Regions from separate parts of the Homo sapiens genome. Here all the other regions are linked to region 2. Evidence: chromatin contacts called from ENCODE Hi-C data. All regions are on one chromosome and are shown on one strand. Each heading gives the region's core, a stretch centred on a gene start or an enhancer-like site at or near the end of the contact. The rest is flanking DNA. Distances are from core to core; before and after follow the strand shown.

What was found. Hi-C counts contacts between places; a loop is a spot of excess contacts on that map. Pooled maps may share reads with other maps.
Region 1: a loop to region 2 is called in a map of naive thymus-derived CD4-positive, alpha-beta T cell, with 19 times the contacts of the local background. The contact joins the promoter of AMACR here to the promoter of RICTOR in region 2. A Hi-C loop is called at or near these places in 1 of 168 maps with a recorded cell type or tissue (naive thymus-derived CD4-positive, alpha-beta T cell), 1 of 37 single-sample maps with no recorded cell type and 10 of 50 pooled maps.
Region 3: a pooled map shows a loop between it and region 2 (20-fold over the local background). The contact joins the promoter of TARS1-DT here to the promoter of RICTOR in region 2. A Hi-C loop is called at or near these places in 2 of 37 single-sample maps with no recorded cell type and 9 of 50 pooled maps.

What each region holds. Positions count from the first base shown.
Region 1 is chr5:34,005,136-34,009,334 of GRCh38, forward strand. AMACR (alpha-methylacyl-CoA racemase) reads right to left here and starts at 2,915. Exons shown (of 5, transcript NM_014324.6): 1 at 2,638-2,915; 2 at 621-764. The coding sequence starts at 2,884. It overlaps C1QTNF3-AMACR (C1QTNF3-AMACR readthrough (NMD candidate)), which reads right to left. Exons shown (of 9, transcript NR_037951.1): 7 at 621-764. RefSeq lists a silencer at 3,052-3,131.
Region 2 is chr5:39,072,307-39,076,847 of GRCh38, forward strand. It overlaps RICTOR (RPTOR independent companion of MTOR complex 2), which reads right to left and starts at 2,093. Exons shown (of 38, transcript NM_152756.5): 1 at 2,023-2,093; 2 at 1,805-1,852. The coding sequence starts at 2,071. RefSeq lists enhancers at 926-1,452, 1,979-2,505 and a silencer at 1,391-2,290.
Region 3 is chr5:33,438,466-33,442,992 of GRCh38, forward strand. TARS1-DT (TARS1 divergent transcript) reads right to left here and starts at 2,169. Exons shown (of 3, transcript XR_001742630.2): 1 at 1,740-2,169. It overlaps TARS1 (threonyl-tRNA synthetase 1), which reads left to right and starts at 2,500. Exons shown (of 19, transcript NM_152295.5): 1 at 2,500-2,678. The coding sequence starts at 2,622. RefSeq lists enhancers at 1,846-2,433, 2,088-2,397, 2,498-2,687, 2,948-3,007, 3,022-3,608.

The DNA of each region.
Region 1 (4,199 bases), core at 1,665-4,164, 5.1 Mb before region 2:
GACAATTCTATACCCACTTCTTTCCTCAACTTTTAAATGTGTACTCACAGAAAATCTGAAATGTCCTATAGTCAACAACACATGGTTCTTAGAATTCTGGAATCAGGCCTATCTCACATGTCGTCACAGGCAAAAACTCTAATAAAGTGATATTAGGACCTGAAAACCATGGGCTTTTTTTAGTGCTCATAGAAGTCTGAAACAATGACTCAGGCAATGATTCTCAATATGGTGGGTGGAGATTTCGGGGTCCGGGGGAGAAGTAGCTGTCAGAATCTAACTATGTCAACATTTTCAAACCACAGAGCAACCATCCGTAGTACCCAGTAAGCCTCTTAATTCCTAGCAGGGGTTTGTCTGAGAATTGACTCAACAAATGTAGTAAATAAATGATAGTAGTGGGCATGTATTAACCTTCCAACCTGTTAAGGGATGGGGTGAGGGAAGGTTGAGAATGATTGTTTCAAGACTCAAACCGATCCATTTTGAACACCCATGCTCTCTTGATTGATTCTGATAAATGTTTAAATTTTTACCTTTACAAATTATTGTTAATCAACATACCTGTAGATCTTGATGGAATAAATTAAAAGTGTAGACTAAATTTTTTTTCAACATACCTGACAAAGCCAAATAGTTGATATCGTGGCCAGCTAACCGGCAGAAGCTTCCTGACTGGCCAAATCCACTCAGCCTGGCATAAATAAGCCTTGGATTTTCCCGCTGCAGAATCTCTGGGCCCAGCTGGAGTTTCTCCATGACACCTTAAGAGAAAAGTAACGATCTTCTTAAGAGAGTATGAATTGAGGATGGAGATAATCCCTTCTCTGAGACAAACATAAAATAGCACCATTGCAAGTAATATTAATAACATTTGCTGTAGGCTAATGGCATGTTTACAGCAGTTAAGGACTCAAAGAGTGAAGCCACCATTTCTGGAATGTGTGGCTTCTTCCCAGGATGTAATTTCTCCCAGTACATCTCTGTTTCCCTCTAGGTTTATCCAAGCCTATTTATTCAATCCCCAGAGCAGGGTCTCATCCCTTTAGTAAATCCCTTTTCTCTTTTTCTATACCGCATCAGTGTTTACCACATCCCACCTTAGCTGCACTTGCTTGTACATGCATACACTTATCTTCCCTATCAGCTCATGAGCTCCTCCTGCAGAATTTACACCTGATGTTTCCACAGGCGCTAAAGTGCCTAGCATCAGTACCTTCACGAAAAAGTTTAGCACCCATCTGTAGAAAGAGTGGTTAGTGACAATAGCACCTGAGAGTTTTTAAGCTATCAACAAGTATAGTATTTATAGCACAAACCCCAGGTAACCAGCACCTGAAATTTCCTGGGATTAAAAGTAATCAAAATTACATAATAAACTCACTATCTTTACCTTCCTAAGGCTAAAATAAATCACAGAAAACCTCTAGTCATCTACCTAAACACCAGTCACAACTCCTCACCCGGAGGCTATATCCGTATTCCCAGCCGACCTTCCTCCTAATTACAAGACCTTGGACAAGCCTCCCTCATCTTAAATGGAGCATTCTTAAATTATTACATAATCTTAATTATTAAATCATTATTGTTACAAGCCTCAAATACAGCTGTGAGGGTTAAATGAGTTAACGCATTTAAATAAGCCGGCTGTGCCGTAGGCATTCATTCATTCACCATTTACCGATTTCCCACTATAGACCAGGCAATGCTTTGGATTTCTACTTGAACAAAGTTATTCTGGCAGCTGTCTGAGAATCCACTGGAGTGATACCAGCCCCAAACACCAGTTTTTAAAAGGCTGTCACACCAGTGTCAAGGCAGTTGCAGCAGGTATGGAGAGAAATAGTCCGAGTGGGCTAAGGAGCAAAATGACTGTATTGATGATCATTGAAATTGGATGTGAAAGGAAGACTGGAGTCCATGATGAAGTACAAGTTTGAGATTCAGGCATTCACTGAAATAAATAATACAGAAGGTGGAGATGCTGTTTTAGAAGGAAGAAGGAAAGGCTCATTTTGGGATTTGTGGAAGCTGCCTGGCGGGCAGCCTTGACGGCGATGCCCAGGACCTGTGTATGCCAGCGTCTGCCGCTCTGAAAGGGGGAAGTCTACAAAAAGGTGAAAATGATGGGAATGGGTAACTGGGCTTCAGGGAGCAGATGCTGAGACTTAGAACGCCAGCATTTCAGGCAGGGAGGAGCGTTAGCCTGGGCCCGTGGATGGCTTGAGGGTACAGCACTCCAAAACGGTAGCCGAATGACCGCCTATATGCAGTTTTCCAGGAAGGGAATCCTATGGCTTTCATTAGATTCTCACAGGGTTCAAGACCCTCAATTAATTAAGAAAGGCAAATACGGAACGTTTCTTAGAAAAAAAAGGAGGAATTTGGGAAGGAGTCAGAGAGGCAAAAGGAGAAACCGGGCAACAGCAGTATCTCAGAACCCAAGTTTTGGACAATCCAGTTTGGGAAGAATGATCACTAACAATACCCTAGGAGGCAAAAATCTGGAAGGCTGGGGCCGACAAGGGTTCTTGCGGCAACAGGGCAAAGGTGTGGCGGGTGCAGCCTCGATCGAACGGCCAGGCCCCTCCCCTCCGCGGGAACTTCCCGAGAGCAGCCCGCGGGGCCCGGGCTCACCGCGGCGGAAGGGCTCCAGCAGCACATCCGACCGCTTGCACAGACGCCGCAGCACGGCGGCTCCCCGCGGCTGCTTCAGGTCCAGCACTAGCGAGCGCTTGCCCCGGCCCAAGCGGCTCACGTCGTAGCGGGAGCCGGGCCGGTCCACGCGTACCACACGCGCCCCGAAGTCAGCCAGGACCATAGCACAGAACGGGCCCGGGGCCAGGCCGGACAGCTCCACGACCGAGATGCCCTGCAGTGCCATGGCGCTTCCCAGTGCCCCGCTGAAGGAAACTGAGCAGCCCTTAGCCCCAGCCCAGCAGCCTGCAAGAAGCCCTCCCAATCCCCGGCGCCACGCCCCCAGCCGCGGCGCCGCGCCCCAAAGGCACCACCCCCGTCCCTCTTTTGCGGGCCTGCGCAAGCCCGCGGAGTCTGCGCACTGGGCGCTTCCCCACCCCCGGCCTCCCGGGACCGCCAGTGCCAAATGCAGTAGGTTGCTTTCCTTTTTGTGCAACCTAAATTCCTGAGTCTTAAATTGCAGGGACTGACCTTTGGAGCTCCTGCCTGTTACCGTCCTCTCTGGACGCTTTTATTGTACCAGGGCGATCCCCAGCCCAACTGTACCATTCGAGTCCCTACTCCTGCCTTGCTCTAGGGAAATAAAATAACGTAAACACGTAAGAACAATGCGAAAGCGTTTTCTTCCCTAGGCTGCAGATTGTCTTCTTCACCGCCCCTGCTTAGCTAGCTAGCTAGCTGGGAATTTAATCCAGAAACGGCTTGCGATACCTCCTAGATGCACTCGTTTTGAGTTACAAACTCCGCGGATTACATGTCTTTTTAAAAAAGTTTAGACTACACTAGGAAAATTATTTTAGTATCAGAAGAATATCAGGGGTGTAGTACTCATCAGAGCTAAATGAGAGCGCTTTAAAAATGTTAGTTTGTCTTCCGCCATTTCTACAGAAAGCTGCAATTTCAGGTTTTCAACCTAATAGGTGATATTTAAGAAAAAAAAAAAGCAATCGCAAATAGCCCCACTGCTTTTACAAATCATTTTTTCTCTTCTAGGTATAGCCTGTCAGGTGGCCTAATGTAATTTTTGACATCTCTAGGAATTTTAATAGAACCAGAAATGGGTGCCAGAGATATGCCTGCACTAATCTTAAGTGGGGATTTATGTATTTCTCAAGCAAGTGATTAAAGCAAAACTAGGCACGATTGAAATCAAGATCTTTTAGGCAAGAAAGTCATGATGAGTTTTAGAATTATTTTAGGACTCTGTGGCTTTCTCTTCATAGAAATAGAAAAAAAAATTGTATAAAACCACAAAAGGTCCTGAATAGCCAAAGCAACACTGAACAAAAAGAACAAAGCAGGAAGCAACACACTACCAGAATTCAAATTATACTACCAAGGTGTAGTAACCAAAACAGCATTCTATTGGCATAAAATAGACACAAAGACCAATGGAACAGAATAAAGAACCCCAAAATAAATCCATATATTTACAGCCAGCTGATTATCAATAAAAACACCAAGAACATATATTAAGGACATTCTATTCAATAAGTAGTGCT
Region 2 (4,541 bases), core at 843-3,342:
CTGTGTGCCTCAGTAAAACTGGAGTAAGCCAAAATTATCAAATCAGATGTGTACCTAAGCTCTTCCACAACTCAACATTTTTGACACCAAGCAGAGAAACCACTATATATAGGAGCTCGACGAACTCAATTTAAAATACAACTATATATTTCCAGCACCACATCTGAGCAGGTTTTTAATGCACAAGTTAAACTCAAGTTTATTAAGGGCTCCCTTCACCTTCATCTAAAACACATATGCCTGTATATAAATTAAATCACTCACTAATTACATCTTTTACAGACCTGAAATTGTAGAAGTTATCCTTGTTAGGAAGTTTTCTAGTGAATCTATTTTATATAGATTTTTCACATGTGTGTTATAGTCAAGTTTCCAAACAGTTGCACAGAAGTCAAAAGCTTTACATCTTTCTATACTAATTCTCAAAACCGATCTGCTGAAAAAAATGGTGGAAATTAGTGCATTGATAATCTAATTAGTAGCCATTTTCAGGATTTAAGCTCTACTATATTGTATTATATTTTAGAAACTGTCTTGTAAAAGGACCTAGTTCACCCAAAACTAAGTCCCTGAACTTTCAGAATAAAATATTAAGTTATAAAAATGTACTCTTGTAGCTAAGTGAAAGCTGACCATTCAGTTTATAAAACAGTAATCTTACATCGTGATAAGCAAAATAAAACAAATTAGAAAATGCACTATGCTTTCACTCTAGCCGTTGTCAACAAGGAGCCCAGCTTTAACAAATTACTGTAGATAACAGTCATTACGTCAGGTACGACATAGGGTAAAAAACTGATCTCATACAGAATGTCTACAACAAGTTTTTTTGTTTACTTCCTAAGGTGTTTTATAGACCTCAGAAACTGATTCTGTACAGCTGAACCGGGTTACACTCCAAGCTACAGCCCGTGTGAAATATGACTTCGTCGGAATCAGTAGGCTCAATCCTGTTTACCGTGGAAGAGAAAAGAATCTTGTACGTAACTACTAAATCTTCAACGAGATAATGTCGAATAAACTCTAGTACTGTAAGTGATAGAGGAAACACTGGCTAGTAACGGGATTAGGTCATTAAAAATATCACCCGAGTTTCCCCAGTTCGGAAGGTGTAAACAAACCCATCTCCACTGCAGAAGGTAAACAATGAACCTGCAGCAGGGTGAGGGGGCGGTCTTTAGCCAACTACAGTCCCAGCGGCCCGGGAAAGGGAAGCAGAAGGGAAACAGCATAAACCAGACATTTAGCAGTAATGACCAGTTCTAGGTTTCACTACCAAGTTATCAATGCTGCGGGTCCCCACAGGACGGTGGGCAAAGGGGAAAGCAGTCACGCAGTCGGCAAGCACCGAGCAGGTCCGGCTTCTGCTCCGGGGACGGGGAGGGCAGGATGTGGTCGCTCTTCCCTCAAACATCCTCCTGCAACCTAAATAACAGCCTCTACCTCCCTCCAGCTGCCCCTAGCTTGGGCTGCCGGACTCCGGGATAGGTGCAAACCACTCTGCCGGAGCTCGAGCCCAGAGGGTCGCCGGGTCTGCCGAGTTCCACTCGGGGCTCCCCCGCACCCGCAGCAGCCCGAGGCCCGGAGAAGGGCTCGGGCGAGGGAAGCGGGCGCTGGGTAGGGGGATGGGTCCGGCGAGGCGGCCCCGGGCTCGGTTCCCGCGGGCCGGCAGGCGGGGCTCCGGCTCTGGCCCCCGCACCCCGCCGGTCCCGTGCGGGGCCCGCCCCTGCCTCTGGCCCCCAGCCCCGGACCCGGCTCCTCCCCAGCAGCGCGCCCTCGCGGCGCCCGCGGCGCCCCGCGTTACCTCGGGTCAGATCCAGCGGGACGTTCTCCTCGCCGCTGTCATTCCGCCCTGCGCGAAACAGACACACAGCCCCAATTAGGATTGGCTCGCAGGCCAGCTGCGGCTGCCCTGGCTCCGGCCAGCGCCCCGGCTCGCTCCCCAACCCAGGGCCAGGGGAAGGCAAGTGCCAGGGGTGGCGGGCGCCGGGCGGTGGGGAGTGAGGGTTGCAGCGGGCTTACCTCGTACTCGGAGGTTCTTCAGAGAGCGGCCGCGGCCGATCGCCGCCATATTGACGGGTTTCAGTCACAACACCGGAAACCTCGCCCAATCGCGCGAGAACCCCTTCCCCTCCCCGCGCGCCGCGCCCGCCCCCCGCGGCACCTCCCCCGCCCCCTCGGCGGCGACGGCGGCGGGTGGTGCAGGCTCGGCCCCAGCGCTGAGGGAGCACTGAGCCGACCCAAGGTCTGCAAGGAGTTCGCGGCACCCGCCCGCCCACGCCGGACCCGGAGGGCACGTCCGCCGGGAGGGGCAGTTCCCACGAGGAAAGTCCCATTGATGCGAGTTGGCAGTGTAGAGGATGCTCCCCTCCGGCCGCCGCGGAAGCCGTCGTCCAAATGCAGGCGAGCGGGGAGGAGGAGGCCGGGATGCGGCCGGCGGGCCACCTGCTCTCGCCGGCCTGCCAGTCTCCTGCTTGCTCTGAAGCCCTGCCATAGACGGCCCCGCTCCCCCGTGTATCCACTGAAACATTTTTTTATAAAAACGCTGCGCACAGTTTTAGACTCCTTTCCTGGAATCGCTTTGCTCCAACTAAGTTAACACGTAACAAAGTTTGTTTTCCAGCCTCGCCCTTGATCTTCAGAATGCCCCTCTCGGCTAGGAGGGCTTCTCCAAGTGGAAGTGGTTAGGCAGTTTTGTTTTTGGCCGCCAGGCGTAGGACGCGAGAAGGGGGTGCAGCGGCCGGGGACCAGGGCGGCGGTCCCCGCGGTGGGATCGCGCCAGCGCCGGGAGGCCGGGGAGAGGGTGTTCTCTGCCGGGAGCCGAGGCGAGGCTGCTGGGTACTGTGTCCGGCTTTTATGGCTCTGCAGCTCCTAGGATCGTGGCTCATGCAGGTGTTGTGGATTAATCTATTTTATGCATAAGCCTATTAACATTAGGGATTTTAATTCTAGAAACTGCTTAGTTAATACGTATGTGTACACACACACACACACACACACACACACACACACACACACACACACACACACACACACACACACACACCTGGCCACTGACCCAGCAGCTTTCTCTTGAACTACATTTACTTTAAAGAGAGGAGCGATTTGTCCTCTCCAGTTCCTCAGCTCATCTTTCTATTCCATGAGACTGAAAGTTAATTAAAAGTGGAGATCTAGCCTTAACCAGTTCTGTTTTCCCAGCTCCCAGTTAATGCAATATCTGGCACAAATAAGTATTCAATAAATATCTGTTGGATGAGTAAGTGCCCTGGATTTCTAATTTATTCCAATTCTCTGCTTACTTTAAAAAAGAAAAAAAAAGCAATATTGGGGATATTTGTTGAAGTTGTTAATAAGAGTGAACATTTGGAAACACTTAAATGACCAAAGGTAGGGATTATGTAAATTATGTCAACGATTAAAAGTGAAGAGGTAGACTTAGTAATAGGAAATAATGTTCATGATATTAAATCAAGCAAAATATTACAAATTTCCTGTTTTATAATAAAAGTTTAAATATGTACGAAATTAAAAATATACATTATAAAATATTTTATATGTACATGTATGTTGAAAAAAGTCTGAAAATATACATGAAAATGTTAGCTGATTTTCTCCCCTCATTTGTGGAATTACACGTGCACTTTTTTGTTCTTGTTTGCTTGTCTCTACTTTTTAAATATCCTATAGTTAATATATGTCATTTGTAAAATAAGTGGTAAGAAGAAAAATAAAAGGAACATAAAGTAGCATCATCTGGAAAATAAAATAGGAACACTGCTTCCTTAGAATATTGCCAATTATCTATATATTCCAGTTCTTTTTTTTTTTTTAAACCAAGTCTACAATCAGATATCTGCGGCTGATACTGCACTTAGATTTAAGGATGTAACACAATTACAGTACTTTAAAGAAATGTCTTCTGGCATTACCAGTAGTAGTTTTAATGTCAACAAGCGTGCTCCCTCCGTTATAGCTTTAAAAATCTTGGTGCAATTTATTTATTCTAGTTACTGCCTAAAACAAAAATCACAAAACTTGAGGTCTGGCAGAGGGTTGGATTTCAACCCTCCATGTATCACCACATTTCACCCTTAAAGAAAAGTAGAGATCTATCAGTAGAAATTATACCAGATTCTTACAGTTGTTCTGATTTTCAACAAATCTTTTATCATATTATAAAATCCCTCTATATTCTACATTAACTCCTTCCTAATACAATTTAACTTCATTTTCTCTCGGTGTTTTATGAAAGTTGAGTACAACTAATCTACTTTTAAGTTACTTGAGGTACATAAGTGCCTAAATCCAGTAGTATTTTAATCATTATAACTGTATGCTATTAAAGACAATTATTCAATTACTCTATTTCTTGCAGGAGAAAAAATTACATTCAATCTTTCATCGAAACTAGTTTTTTCTCTGTTACTATTTCAGTCGTTTGAGTGGTTAGGTTCTCCATATTTGCTCTTAGAGTGAATGGCAGGTCTGGTGAAAAGGAACAAGTTATTAGTGTTTGCAAGTGACACTCAACTAGGAAG
Region 3 (4,527 bases), core at 919-3,418, 5.6 Mb before region 2:
GCTTGAGTACAGCAGTTTGAGTCTGTAGTGAGCTATGATTGTGCCACTGCACTCCAGCCTGGGTAATGGAGCAAGACCTCATCTCAAAGAAAAAAGAAAAGAAAAGGACTATTATTAAAATCAAGGTGTCAGCTAAAGAGCAGTTATATATATATACACACACACACACACACACACACATATGTATATGTGTATACATATATATGTAATCTGCAAATTAGGTAGCTAATATTGCATAACTCTGTTCTCCTAGCACCTTTTCAAGTTACCCTTAGCCTTTGTCAGGACCTCGCTAGACTAGATTCTTTACCTAGAAGGATAGCCCAAACCTTCCTTCCTTCCTTGTCTTTGTTGGGTTCCCAGAGTTTTCCAACAGCGAAACATTAGACAAGGAAGTACTAAAAAAGGTCTCAGTGAATCTCCTGGGTTCTTGACAAAATTCTCCTTTATGTAGAAGAAACCCGCTTGTCCCCTTGTAATCAGGATCAATCACTCTGGACAGAAAAACAACCCCCAATTCTGCCTGTGAGTGTAGCAGTACGTGAAGCCCCACATAGGGTGTACTCTTAGGCCAACTGATCAGAACCATTACTGTGCATATATATATATATAATATATGTATATACATATACGTATGTGTATATGTGTGTGTGTGTGTATATATATATATATATACACATATATAGTAAACTTGCTTAGCTCTAAATACACACATAGTGAAAGAACAAGTTGAACCGGTAAGTTCTACCAAGAACCACATGAAACTACCAGCAGACACTATTGTAAGCGCCAAGGGGACCTTTCTCCTTGGCCCTCTGAGGTTTGGCTGAAAATCACTAACATGAGGAACATTAATAGAAAAAACATACAAATTTACTTAACGTGTATACACAGGAAGAATCACAGCGTGATTACCCACCCCTCAGAGGGCTTCAGAAGCTTGTGGATACAATCCCAGCGACACAGGTTATGATAGGGAGAAGAGGAATTCTGTTGAGGGATTACAAAGGAGAATGAATGTATCAGGAACACATTAATTTGTACAACATCTTGTGAAAGGGTCTGCTCAGGTGTGATTACTACATTCTTGGTCTTACAGGGAGGCAACAAAAACAATTATGTTCCTTGTGATGTGTCTAAACTTTATCCTTTGCTTTGGCAGAGATGGCGTGGGGATTTAGGGGAGTGGGACCTTGAGGCTTCTTCAGTTCAGATGTCAAAACGCCATTATTTGGGGGTATGTTTCTGCGCCTCCAACACTGTTTAACAGGGAGGCTTGTTTCATCCAGTAAGGGAGTCAAGAAATGGTTCCCCGAAGAAAACGATTCTTGAAATCTGACAATAAATGAGGTGTCAAACAGGCAAAAAGTGTGTCGGAATGAGCACGGATGAGGGTAGGGTGGAAAAATCTTGGTACTTAGTCTGTGGGAAGACCTGAGGAAAAAAAGCCACTACAGTTTATAGTTCAGTGTATGGTGGGCGAACGAGATGAAGCCGAAAACTTGGACAATCAGGGATTGTCCAAGAGCAAGGGAAAGCCACCAAAGATTTTTCAGCAGATTGCCGTGATCATATTTGTATTTGAAGACTACAACGATGCTGTATGAAAAATGGATGCACAAAGCCGAATTGGGAAGCTATTGTTCCTGGAAAGTATAACCCTGAAGGCGGAGAGTTGTAGAGAACAGAACTGATGTTTAAAAAGAAAAATCCACAAAACGTGGTGGTGGAGCACGTACCTGAAGTTATGCCTATTGCGCTTCTGATTTCAAATAAGTAATTGTTTTAAATTGCCTACTAACATAAAAAAGCCCAGTCGATTCCAAACACTGGCACCCAGGCGTGAGAATCCATGGTTATTTCCTTGGGTGAGCTTTATTGTATTTTTGCGGGCGCTATGGAAATGCTCCTCCAGGCAGTACAGATCAGCAGCGGCTCGTAGTGAAGAACGTTCAAGGAAGAGTTTGTCCCGGATCAACAGGACATGGGGCTTGGGAAGCCTGGACTGCCATGAGGAAGGTCGATTCACCACTACAGACAGGGAGCCTGAGGCCTGGGTGGTGCCGACAAGTCGGCAGTCACGCCAGGTCAGGAAGCGCCGAAGCCGCGGGAAACCCTGGACTCCATCCCGGGATTTGTCCCCGTGTCGAAGATGGTATCCAGGTCGCCGAAAACTTCCCGGAAGTTTAGACCAAGACCTACTTATTATCTACGGTGTCCGGGAAGGTCCATGATTGTTCCACATAAAGTCAGAAGGGAGGAAAGGCGCACGCGCATTGGGGACTTGACTCTGGAAAGCGTCCAGACCAAGGTCAGCGGAGAGTAGGCATGTAGCTTCTGCAGTTGCTCCTCCTCACCCTCCGCGACCTGATTTCCTAGAAGGGCTCTGTCACCCGAAAAGATTTTCCACTGGCTTAGAGGAGGGAGGGCCCGCCTTCCCCCGTTATCCATTGGCTGCTCGTTCCGCCGCAAGTTGGGGGCGGGGTTAGGGCGCCTTTCGATTGCATCAGCTGGTCCAGCCGAGGCCAAGTCCCGGGCGCTAGCCCACCTCCCACCCGCCTCTTGGCTCCTCTCCTCTAGGCCGTCGCTTTCGGGTTCTCTCATCGCTTCGTCGTTCGCCAATGTTTGAGGAGAAGGCCAGCAGTCCTTCAGGGAAGATGGGAGGCGAGGAGAAGCCGGTGAGCAAACTTGGTGGGACCCAGAGACCAGCCTGGGACTCTAGTGGGTGCAGACGCTACGCTCGCGGCGGGAGCGGGGGGCAGGAAGCAGGAAGCGGCCGGGACCGCGTGGGTCGGAGAAGTGGGGGATGGTGGGACTCCTGGAAAGTCGGAACCCCCTTTGGGAACCATCCATTCATAAATTAGGGTGGGGCCTTGCAGTTCATCTGTGGGTCCATTCTCTTTACAGATGAGGAAACAGACCTTGAGTGAGCGACTTGTTCAGAGCCTCACATCTACAGTAGTTAGACGCGGAGACAGAATCAGAATCTTAGGCTTGAGGCTTCCAAACTTGCGTTTATGGCTTACTGTAAGCGGGAAACACATTGCAGAGCCTTATTTAATCAATCTCCTAAGATCCTGCGGGGGTAAAGAGCTCCATTTTAAGGAAAGGAAAACCGAGTGCCCGAGATCTGACCCAGCTTGTCCAAGTTTGGGTGGTTAAGTATACATTTTGCCCGGCACTGATCTGGGCGGTGCATGTGGGAAGATGAATAGGGCCCAGTTCCCCGACTTTGAGGGCCTCACAGGCTGATGTGTAAGAGACAGGAAAACAGCCCTAGTGCTTTGTGATCAACCTTGTGGTATTACAGAAGAGGAAGTTTAGGAAGGCACTTTAGAATTTAGTTTGGAAGAATGATTTCACCAGGTAAACAGGCAGGACGGGGCTTCCCACGTAAAGGTAGGGAAGGCAGTGAAAAGGGGCACGCAGGTGAATTGTCTTTCGGGTTGTTTGCAAGAGATATGCCAGAAGGGTTAAAGGAACAGTAATCAGAAGGATCTTAGGCAACAAGGATGTTTGAAACTTGTATTCTATACATGAAGGATCTTAAGCAGGAAGATTGTATTTGTAAAAGTCACGCTGGCATTGGGATAGAAGGTTAGGCCACATGCAGAAGGCTGTTGTAATAGTCCAAGTGAGAAGTGGTGACGTCTTCAGCTAAGGGATCCTCTATCCCAAGTCTGTGACAGGACAGTTCACTTAAAAGCCAAATTTTTTTCTTGATTGTCCACTCGAGATTGAATGGAGAAACTGCATACGGGCACATTCTAACTATGTAAATTTAATTCTAGATGATAAATGGTGACTATACGTAGATTTTTTTCACATAAAATGATATTTTTACTGTTTTGTAACTTTTTTTTTTTTTTTTTTTTTTGCTTAATAGAATGTGGTCAACAACTTTCCATGTCCATAAATATTCTCCTGTGCTATTCTTAATTGGACGTGATATGTATGGTTAACACATATGTAATTTTTCCTTCCTGTAATAATTATACAATAGTTAATATTTATTTTGAGTACTAAATACGAGTTTGGCACTGTATTAATGCATTCCATGAATTAACTCATTCAGTCTTCTTTTTTTTGAGACGGAGTCTCGCTCTGTCACTCAGGCTGGAGTGCCGTGGTGCGATCTCGGCTCACTGCAAGCTCCACCTCCCGGGTTCATGCCATTCTCCTGCCTCAGCCACCAGGCCTGGCTAATTTTTTGTATTTTTAGTAGAGACGGGGTTTCACCGTGTTAGCCAGGATGGTCTCGATCTCCTGACCTCGTGATCCGCCCGTCTCGGCCTCCCAAAGTTCTTGGATTACAGGCGTGATCCACCGCGCCCGGCCTCATTCAGTCTTCTTAATAACGCTGTGAAGTGGGTTCTGTTATTATCTCCATTATACAGATGAGAAAGCAGGCGTAGGAACAGTAACTTGCTCAAACCCAGTATCCCCGTTTTTTTCCTTCCTCAAACCCAGTATCCTATAGCCAATACTAATAACCCCTGTGCTGTTCTGAGTGAGTCAGGGACAGAT